Linked DNA regions of Mus musculus: region 2 is linked to region 1. Evidence: chromatin loops called from intact Hi-C (ENCODE). Cell type or tissue: heart. All regions are shown on one strand. Each heading gives the region's core, and the rest is flanking DNA. Links, peaks and the distances in the headings are about the cores only. Region 1 holds the start of Nid2 (nidogen 2). Region 2 holds the start of Saysd1 (SAYSVFN motif domain containing 1).

What was found. A loop is a pair of places that touch in the nucleus more often than their neighbours do. Peaks named below come from ENCODE experiments on the same cell type or tissue, not always from the same donor. Only the 100,000 strongest peaks of a DNase experiment are listed, where the experiment ranks them.
Region 2: a loop joins it to region 1, with 3 times the contacts of the local background. A loop is called at or near these places in 1 of 42 quality-filtered maps.

What each region holds. Positions count from the first base shown.
Region 1 is chr14:19,748,410-19,753,783 of GRCm38, forward strand. Nid2 (nidogen 2) reads left to right here and starts at 2,848. Exons shown (of 21, transcript NM_008695.2): 1 at 2,848-3,156; 2 at 3,832-4,140. The coding sequence starts at 2,929. In heart, for the core only: no CTCF peak of the experiment used is centred there; DNase peaks (open chromatin) are centred at 2,092, 2,802 and 4,022; H3K4me3 peaks cover 3,518 bases; H3K27ac peaks cover 3,164 bases.
Region 2 is chr14:20,079,983-20,085,356 of GRCm38, forward strand. It overlaps Saysd1 (SAYSVFN motif domain containing 1), which reads right to left and starts at 3,190. Exons shown (of 2, transcript NM_026209.1): 1 at 2,896-3,190. The coding sequence starts at 3,105. In heart, for the core only: no CTCF peak of the experiment used is centred there; DNase peaks (open chromatin) are centred at 2,859 and 3,099; H3K4me3 peaks cover 1,976 bases; H3K27ac peaks cover 2,082 bases.

The DNA of each region.
Region 1 (5,374 bases), core at 296-5,295:
CCTGGAACTCCTTCTTGGTCCTCAGATTACATGGGAATCAAAACTAGTGCTATCTTTATTTTCAAAGCCAGTTGGCCTGTTTTGCTGGCAAATACATGTTATGCTAGAGCCTTGCATTTATGCTTCATTTTCAGAACCAAATTGTGATGGTGAGCCTGTAAGGTCGAGGATCAGGTCATGACAGCTAGGGTAAGCTTTCGGGAATATTGCATGAATGAATGAGAGACTGATGAAAACCGGAGAACAGTAGTGGGTGGGTTGCTAAGCAGCTTGGTAAAGAGGATTACAAATTAGGTCTGATTAGTAGAAAAGGTGGCAGAGAAGAATGTTGTTCTAGGCCAACAGAGCTGGGCCCTAGTCCCAGGGTGGCTTGCTTGGCTTCACCCACTCAACAAATACTCCTTGAATACTCTAGGCACCGTGACAGGCTCAGAATAAGACAAAATTTCTTCTCCCAAAACATACTGATGGTGGCTAATCAGACCAGGGGAGAGATGTGGAAAGAGAGACCACCACGGTAAGCGTGGTGGAGCAAGAAGAGGCTTCTAGATCTGGCTGTTTTCCAGGAAAGCTTTCTGAAGACTATTGCTTCATGTCTTGAGGGATGCAAAGGGTCATTTATGGATTGGTGGGGACACTTATCCACCATAGGGAAGGGGACTAGTGTGTGAGCTATTCTGCGTCATGAAATATAGGAGGTGCCATTTGAGAGCCGATGGCACAGCCAGAGATGAATCAAGAGAAGTAACCTAAGTTACTTTGCAAAGTGAAAATGCCATTGAATCAGTAAAATCTTCGGTTGAGGGTAGAAGTTTAGAGATTAGACAAAACTGGGTTTAAAGAAAAGCTCTGATGCACACCAGTCATGTGGCAATAATCACTTAAAACAACAAACAAACAAACAAACAAACCACTGCCCAAGCTTAGTCTCCTTAGCACAGTGTCCTGCTGATTTGCTTGTCTATTACATCCAGCAACTCCTCTCAAATCAAATGTCTTAAGACAACAGATATTTAGTAATTCTCGGGGTAATTAATTCTTAATCAAGAATCTGTTGTGGCTTAACTGAGTGAGGCCTTCGCTTCAAGGGTCTATCATATGGCTGCAACCAAAGTCAGCCAGGGCTGTGGTGCTATCTCAAGACTCCACTAGCTCACCTACATGACTCTTAGCAGAATCTGGTTCCTTACTGGCTGGTGACCAGAGGCTGTCTGGAGTTCTTTACTCTGCATTGCTCTCCAAATGCAGTAGATGGCTTCCTCAGAACCAGTGGAGAGATGGTGTTGGCTGGCACGACAGAAAAGCCACTGAAGTGAATTCTCATCACTATGGCCCCCATTCTGTTGGTGAGAATACACAGGCTAGCCCACCTTCCTGGGAGGCTGGGTGATTTTACAAGGGAGGAAACACTAGGAAATCAGGCTGTGGGGATTCCGTCTTGGAATTTGGTTTGCCACTAATTTGTAGGACAGACCTCCAGTCAAAGTTAGCTGCTATTGTTATGCTGAATGGAGGAGATGTGCCGAGCCTGAGGAAGAATCCATGAAGGATGGAAGAGGTGACCTTGAACAAGTCAAATAATCTCACATCTTTGAGACACCATTTTGTCCTCAGCAAAATGTAAATATTTGGTCCCAAGAGGAAAAATGAGAAAAAAAAAATGTGCAAACTTGAGTTTGTTTTGTGTAAGAGCAAACATACCCCTCTCCAGCTAGAGGGAGCAAACTGCTGTGGGCCTTTTTTGTTGTGTTGATTCAGAGTCTTTCAGTCTGGTGTCTTCAAGAAGTTTTAGTATTTGGCCCCATGGGTCTTTAAGAATTACATAGCTGGATAAACACAAAGAGAAAGCTCTGTTTGAGAGTCCTATATCTTTAAGTTTTTTTTTAAACTACCTTTGCTTCTAAGGAGCCTGTGGGGGATGGGCCAAGCCGAGAGAAAACGGACTGTACGTGGGAAATTTCACCCTCCTGATAATAAAATAGTAATAAAATCTCATCCGGCTCCCAGAGGGGATGTTTATGATGGAGGGGGTTCCCCAACACCGGCACAGCTGCTTTCCAGGTTGTAAGGTTTCCCATCCTGCAGGGCAGCTCGGGTTACCGACTCTGTGGCCTCCCGCTAGGGCAGTTCCTAAACTCCCAGGCTTTGGGAGAAACACTCAGTGGTTCCGCCCCGGCGCCTGGCCGCCTCACTCCAGGCTCCAACTCAAGGGGGTCACACAAAGTAGGATTCACCGTCTGCTGAAGGGTGGTTTCCCCCAGGGAAGGCAAACAGCTGGGGAGGACATTTCAGAGGGTGGCAGTGTCCTTACAAAGGTTAGCCAGCGCTTGGGGATAGAATTTAGGAGTCAGCCTTTCACAAAGGCATGCTTCTCAGCAGGAAATTTGGGTGGGGCGGAGCAGCCCCCGGATGGAGACAAAGCTCCTTTGATTCTTTATCCGAGGGCCAGGCCTCTAGCGAGAGGGGTACCCCGGACCCTAGGGCAGGGCGCGAACTCCAGTGTGTTCATTACCCTCCCTCGCTCTGCCAACCCAGTGCGCACAGTCGCTCCTGCCCAGAGCTGCACGCGCGCCGAGGGTCCTGCCAGCCCTTGAGGTCACCTCCTGCAGCGTCGTAGCCTACACTGGAGAGTTGGGGGTAGCCCAGGAGTAGTTGGGACAGCCTAGACCAGACCGGGCCAACGGCCTCACCTTCCAGCCCGGCCACTCCAGCAAACTACAGCAGTCTTAGAAAACCTAATGAGAACCACATGTAGTGGCCGCTGGCGAACTTTCTCAGAGTCGCTGATTGGTCAGTGGCCGAGAGCTGTAGCCAATCAGCGCGCTGGGCGGGCCCGTATTGCGGACCAGAGGTCCAAGTTGGAGTCTGGCGGGCAGTGTGGCCCGCAGAGACTTGCGGAGTGGAGGGCAGAGCCAGGGAGGAGTGAGCATGTTTCGGGACCCGACAGCCGGGTGGCTAACACCGCCATCACCGCTATCGCTGCTGGTGATGCTGTTGCTGCTGTCGCGAGTCGGGGCTCTGCGTCCCGACGAGCTCTTTCCTTACGGGGAGTCGTGGGGAGACCAGCTGCTGCCGGAGGGCGACGACGAAAGCTCAGCAGCTGTGAAGCTGGCAATACCCCTGCGTTTCTACGATGCCCAGTTCAGCAGCCTCTACGTAAGTTCAGCTCCCGGAGGTGCGCGGTTGGGTGTGGGACTCTTAGCTTCTTCCCAGGGAGTGGAACAACCTCCATGTTTAACTGTCGTCCCCTCTGGGGACCAGGCTTAGCAGCGGCGCTGCAACTTCTTGATCCTTACTGTGGAGGAATAAGGATCGTTTCAAGGGCGAGCTGGAACCGTGCCCCTCTACTTTGACATTCTAGGCAGGAAGATGAAGTTAAGGCTGCGAGTGGGGTTTGCGTTTAGGGCGGTGGGGGGGGGGGGACTGTGCACGCCGGCAGAGCTATCTTAAGGGCGAGCAATACTGGAGAAAGATGGACCGGTTCGAGAGCAGCCGCACCTGTGGGTCGCAGTGCACTGGAGGGTGAGATAGGAGCTTGCTACCCTGGATGTGGCTCAACCTTGATTGGAGTAGAAATATTTTCTACAATAGGTGGACGGTAGGTGCGTACGACTGGAGCACGGTGGCTGCCCTTGGGCTTGAGCGACCACCACTATTTTGACCTTTTAAAAATATTAAAAATGTTGGGGATTCACGTGCCACCTCGTGTGTATGAAGATCAGAGAACTGGCTTTTTCTTCCACCTTGTGTCCTAGAACTCAAGTCGTCGGGTTTGACGGCAAGGTGCCCTTACCTGCTGAACTGTCTCACCGCCCCTTGGTCTTATTGTAGGTGGGCACCAACGGCATCATCTCCACCCAGGACTTCCCCAGGGAGACTCAATATGTAGATGATGATTTTCCTACTGACTTCCCAGCCATCGCCCCTTTCCTGGCTGACATCGACACTAGTCACAGCAGGGGCCGGATCCTGTACCGCGAGGACACCTCCGGAGCTGTGCTGAGCCTGGCTGCCCGCTACGTGCGCACTGGCTTCCCGCTGTCGGGGTCCAGCTTCACCCCCACCCACGCCTTCCTGGCCACCTGGGAGCACGTGGGCGCCTACGAGGAGGTCAGTCGCGGGGCTGCGCCGTCAGGAGAGGTAAGTGAGGGATACCCTGCAGCTGAATAAATTAAAGGGACGGCCTGAATTTTGTGTTGGATCTAAGGCTTTGACTAGGAGTTTCTTCCCTTGATCAGGCGTTGAACTGGATGAAACCAGTGCTTAGGCAGCTTGTGAGTGAAGTCTATTTATTGTCTCTGGGGGCATTCTAAGGCTCTCCTAAGTGGCTAAGTCGGCTTAGTGAAATGAGGGACTAAGGCTCAGATACCAAGAACCACCTATAAGTACACAAATATTTCTAATGATAGGTTCATTGAAGGGAAAAAATGGAAAATTGAGGAAGTTTTCAAAAGGAACAACCTCTTATTTTCCTACCACTGTTAATTAATTAATTAATTAATTAATTTTTTTGGTATGAGTTGGGCGTGGCAGCACATGCATTTAATTCCAGCAGAGGCAAGCAGATCTCTGTGAGTTCGAGGCCAGCCTGGTCTACAAAGTGAGTTCCAGGACAGTGAGAATCCACAGAGAAACCGTGTCTGGACAAACCAAAAGTAACCCATATTTTGTATGTACATTCCCAGCTATTGCTTTAGCATATTCTTGCCATTAGCAATGGTGGGTTCACAGTGCCCATAATACTGTTTCACTTGCTTCTTCTGCTGGATTGTATACTCTTGAAAGTGTGATTCTGTAACATTGAAACAGCTGTATCAGACCTCCCCCAGTGAACTTATGACCCTTCCTAGGGATCATTAAGGTTGCTCCCGTGTTTTTATTATAATCAGTACTATACAACACTTTTCAAGGTTTTTATTTTATTCATATGTGTGTCTCTCTCTGCTGGTGTTGGTAGGGCTAGAAGAGGGCTTAGATTCCCTGCAGTTAGAGTTGTTACTTACAGGCAGTTGTGAGTGGCTTGACTGAGTGTGGCTTGACTGATTGCATACAGGGATTTGAGCTAGCATACTGACAGGACTACATGTGCTCTTAGCTGTGGAGCCACCTCTCTAGCACCTCTCTAAAGCCAACACTGTCTTAGCTGACATCCCAGGAAAGTAGAGAAGGATGCCACACACTTCTTAGCAAGCTCCTTGTAGCTTTCCCCCACATTGCCTTTGTAACAGTTTGCATACTTCTGTCTGCAGGAGACTGTTTTGCAGTTTAGCTAGAGAAAGCACCAAAAACTCTGCTCCTAGCTTTGGTCTTAGCAACATGTGAAGTGGGCAATGGTTGGTCAGGGTAGCTTGCCTCATTCCTGGTGTAGGTAGAG
Region 2 (5,374 bases), core at 281-5,280, 330 kb after region 1:
TGTGTAGTTTGGGGGACAGGAGGCATTGGGAAACCAGGAATGTTAAACACGCAGGGGTGTCTCCTCAGTGGAGGAAATTTGAGACTGGAATTTGTTAATGACCTGGTGATCTTCTGCTATCTATAGAGACAGACCTCACCCAAACCCCAGAATGATTCTTCCAGACTCTCCCTCCCTAGACCTTTATCTTTAGCTCCCATTCTTAGAGGAGATATCACATGTACTTTATAGTCTGCTGACCTCTATGCTACTTGATCAGAGGCCACACCAGATGTTAGGCCATTAAGCTAGAGAGCCCATCTTCAAGGTCACATGTACTTTGCAAAGGAACTTCTATGTAGTGGCACCTGAAGCTTTATTGTACATCTAGACTTACCTCTTAGAAATCCTTTTTCAAATTCTATTGTGTTTAAATATGCATGCCCATACTATATGGCCTGGCATCAGACTCTCTGAAGTCTGCTCCAGGTCAATGAAATCAATCTGAATCAAGTTTTCATTCTCACCTCTTTGTGGTTCCTTGAAACCTGCAGGGAGCAGGGACCCCCTCATGTAATAGATCAACTTAAATGATTTTAATGTGAGCAAGATTAGCCATTCTGGTATAACGTGATTTGGGGGTAGAGTGGGGTCTTTGTTTTCAACATGGTTTCTTCCTTATGTAGCAGTCCAGCTTCAAGTTCACAACCTGCCTCCCTCAGACTCCTAAGTGCTATGATTACAGGCATGCACCACTACTCAGCCATCTTATTGGGAGGCAGTCCTGAGGATGGAACCTAGGGAAGTGAACATGTTAGTCAAGTCCTTTGCCACTGATTTATACCCCTGCACTTGTTTGTTCATGTTCCCATTACCTTTTTGGCGGTGCTGGAGATCAAACCCAGTACATCATACATGCAAAAGAACAACTCTGGCCCTGATCTACGACTCCAGCTCTTAAAACTTTCTTTTAAATTTTGAAACAGGGTCAAAGTCGAGCCTTGAATTCACAATCCCCTGCCATAGCCTCCTAAGGAGCTAGGATTACAGTCCTTCCTTACTAAGGAAATCCCCACCCCTAGACAAGGCCATAAAACAGGGCAAAGACTCCAAAATGCCTGCCACCCATATTCTCCAGAAAGCAGTCCACCCCCATTAACATGTACTGGAACTCTGGAGGTAAACCAAAAAAGGCAAACTGACTTATCTTTCACCTGCTGCCCAGAGGTTAAACAAACAGATTCATCCCCCACACTTATTTCAAAAAGCAGTTTACCCAGAAAAGCAGTTTCTGGGTCTGGCAAAGCCATGCTCTCCCAGTCCCTGATCCTACATGGCACGTTCTCCTGTACCCTCAGGTACTGATCAGCAGGGTTTGGGTGTGCCAGCCTCTCAGAGCAATAAAAGTCTGCTTTGTGTAGAGGTCAGACTGGGTCTATTCTCTGTTTTCCTCATTTGACTTCTTACAGACCCAGCCCTATGTATGTATTTGGCTCTTGTTATGGTTACAAGAAACTAAGGCCCTGTGACTGCTGAAAAGCGTAGTGTGCTGGTTCATTTCTTGTCAATTTGACCCAAACTAGAGTCTTCTGGGAAGAGGGAATCTCAATTGAGAAATGAGAGTGCCAGTAGGCAAGTCCATGGCCTGTAAGCTAAAATAAGCCCCTTCCTCCCCACATGGCTTTGGTTATGGTGTTTATCAAAATAACAAAAACCAAACCAGGACACAAATTTCCTCCTTGGAGTGTTTCATATTTCCACCCAGGGATTCCAACCTCACAGGCAAGTACCTTTGCCAGGATACTCCTGTGTGGAACTATATGAAGCCACAATGAGATTCGAATGGGCTATCATACTTGTCCAAATTATTTCTACCTAGATCACTCACAGTTGAACTTGAATACCCTTCTCTAGTCCAAGAGGGGCCTATAAGCCCATGCACATCACTCTAGGCAGTTACAGTGGCCACACTTCCATAGTCAAACCCCGTTTTGCACAGGCCAGACCTTGCTTAGCTTCAGAAATCAAGCTGCATTCAGAACAGTATGGCCATAGTCTCAAACCTCTTTTTGTTTCCTGGTCCAAATCCCATTTCTAAAGTACAAGCTACCCGAGACACTGGCTTCCTCTACCCAAGGTGTGAATAAAGTGCAGCCTTAATTACTGCCACCTCTGAGCCATAACCAGTAAGGCCTTTACCCCCTCACTAGCAGTGGATGCAGCTCAGTGGTTTCAGACCCCAGGACAAGGTGCTGAGGTGTATATTTTACACACCAAGCAGACCTGGCCTCCAGGTTCTCCAAGCATCTCTCAGTCCCTACCTAGCATACCCTACCCCCAACCCTGAACTTTCCAGCCCACAGGCTCTTTACTATATAACCCAGACTTTTTTTTGTTTGGTTGGTTTTCTCTCTTCCTCTTCTTCCTTTTCCTTCTCTCTTTCTCTTCTCCCTCCCCTCTGTCTCCCTTCTCATGGCGACTTCCCTGGCCTCCTTCCTAGGGCCAGTGAACTCATCGGCACAAAAGCAGCTTCCCGATAAACCTATATATATACTAATCTGGCTTGAATTGGCTTACTTCACCAGTGGAGAAATAACTTATCAGTTTCTCAAAGCCACGAATCTCTGTCATTAACTCGCAGTGAACAACTGGAGAGCAGAGATGTTTCTTCAAGCTCCCTAGAGCTTCGCTTTGTTTTCAACTAGTTGCTGCATAGGATTGTCTGGGATGGAAAACGTCAAGGCCACGTATCATGTGCTGATACACAGAGCGGAAATGCGGTGTCCAGCCACGAGGCAGGCGAGGAGAGAGCGCACAGGACAAGGAAGAGCCAGATATCCTGGGTGTGGCTTGGGCAGGCAGGGGCGTGGCCCCCGCGCGGAGGCGGAGCTTCAAGGTGCAGGCCTCTCTCCTCACCTGAGGCTGGTTGGGCTGAGCCTGAGCGATGGCGGGGTTGGCTTTCCGTTTCAGGAAGCGTGTCAGCCAGCCCGTGGCTGTCTTTGGGGTCGCCGCCGCTGGCTCCGCCTTCGCTCCCGAGGTCTGTACGCTCTGACTGGACGTGGAAGGCTGGGCTACCAGACTGGCCCGTTTGCGGGCCTCCCGGAACTCGGCTAACCGCTGTTCCATGGTGCGCAGCCGCCCGCTCGCCGGTGTGTGTCCAGGCCTGTCCTCGGCCGCCGTGCGCCTGCGCACGTGGCCCTCTGTTGCGCCTGCGCGTTGCATGAGCCCGGGTCGGAATTTTCCAAGGCTTTGTGACGTCTGGTGACCCTCCTGTACCTGGAGCGGTCCTCGGTTCTCGAGAGGAGAGTGAACTGAGTGTCCCATCTCCTCCGGCTAAAAGGTTGCGTTTAAAGTATGAGAACCGTCAGATGTTCCGGCTCTTGCCCGGGCCGCAGAACTCAGTTCTGACGTGTTTGCTCCTCACCTCAGGTTCAGGGAAGAACGCATGCGGGGAAGCCAGTGGTCAGCACCGCAGAAAAAGCGTCTCGGGACGCGGGAGGAGACCTGTGATCTCTGGGAAGTTTCCCGTGTCAGAAAGGCAGGATGCGTCCTACCTTCTAACTCTTACTGCAGTCTATCAGTCTCGCTGAAGGTGTTCACACCTCCATTTTCTTAGCATTTAGTTTGCTTGCTACACTAGAAAGATGCATTGACTAGACAAGAAATGTAAAACAAACGAACTTACTGAGGAAAAACTTAAATACACAAACCTGGGGGGGGGGGTTGTCAAAAGACTTTAAAAGCTAAGGATAGGAGGAAGCCAGACTGAAACTGTCTTATGGCCATCACAGGGCCACTCTTGAACTCCCAGCAGCGTGTTTGCCTGCACAAAACCAAACGACCCAACCTTCGCAAGCCCCCACTCCTAACTGGGGAGCTACTTATGGGTGATGATTTCGGGCGGGGTAGAGAGTCAGTTTCATGTAAGCCCTGGTAGATCCTGGTGGATTGCTCCATACCCATGAATGGGAATTTGTGGACTTCTTAAAAAGTGAAAAAGAGGACAAGGTGCGAGAGGGGTCAATGTTGGAGGAGTTAGAGGAGGAGAATGCATATGACCAAAACATACTAAAAATATATAAAATCTATAAATCGTAACTATAGTGTGTAACTACCATCCAGTAAAGAACATTTCTAGAACTCTGGGTGTTCTTATCCTTTCTTGCAATTAGTATTTACCCAAAAATTAAAATTTTAGATCTTACAGTTTTACAGATTTTTAAAGCTCCAAGCTAAGTACCAAGGATTTAGCTAAGTAGCACTTGCAGAATTGAGTCTCAAATACTTGTTGGATACTACTGAGTTCGAGTCAAAAAGCTAGAAAATATTCATTTAACAAATGTTTGTCTAGGGCTATGTGTTGAGTTCGGCACCAAACATTAAGGATTGAGAGCAGGAGGCAGGGATCACAAATGAAATAAAGACCTTTGCTTTCTACATTCTAATTGGAAAGATTTTTTTGTTGTTTTGGGTTTTTTGTTTTGGGTTTTGGGTTTTTTTTTTTTTTTTGGTTTGTTCTTTTGTGTAATGTGTGTGTGTGTGTGTGTGTGGTCTGTATGTCAGTGCAGTTGCTTGTGGAAACCAGAAGAGGGTGTTGAGTCCCCTGGAGCTGGAGTTCCAGGCAGTAGCTGGGGAAGCATTCTTAACTGCTGAGCCATTTCTCCTACTCCCAAAGTGGAGTTTCTATGGCAGTGTCATGTTGAGAAGCTATGAAAATCTCTTTCTCATCAGTCATAGGCCTGTTTCCCCTTAGAGACTGCAAATCCTTTTTGTTCATTGCATTTGTCACCCGACAACACTAAAACCTTAGAGCACACAGGGAAGGCGCATAGAAATAATGCATGGCCATCTGTGGCCTGTGGTGATCAGTGTCCCTGGTAAATGCGGTGCCTTCAGAAGGGTAAGAGAGGAGGCCTGGCAGAACTAAGTGAACCAATAGGGATGATTCAGAGGCCATCTTGCCAGCACCTGGAGCTGGAATAACAGGATGAGCCAAGGTTGCCCGTGAAGGATCACAGAATGGGTAGGGAAGGGTGGGAAAAGGATCAGCTGAGGCAAACCGGGACTTTCCAGGCAAGTGCTGACATCTTCTGTCTTGATTTGCTGACCCATTTTCTATTTGCTGTGCTTTCTTCTTATAAATTTGTTTTGGTACTTTGTAAACTTAAGTCCTTTTTGGAAGAGGTTGAAAGATGAGATACCAGAAAAGATGAAAGGATCATGAAGAACAAATCCCGCCAAGCCAACTTCATTTCCTCTTCAGATGAAACTGCAGGATAGAGAGCTCAAGAGGTGGCTCAGGGGTTAAGAGCAAATGTGCTGCTTTTGTTGAGGTCTGGAGCCTGAATCTCAGCACCCACACCAGGCTGCTCACAGCCACCTGGAATCCCAGCTC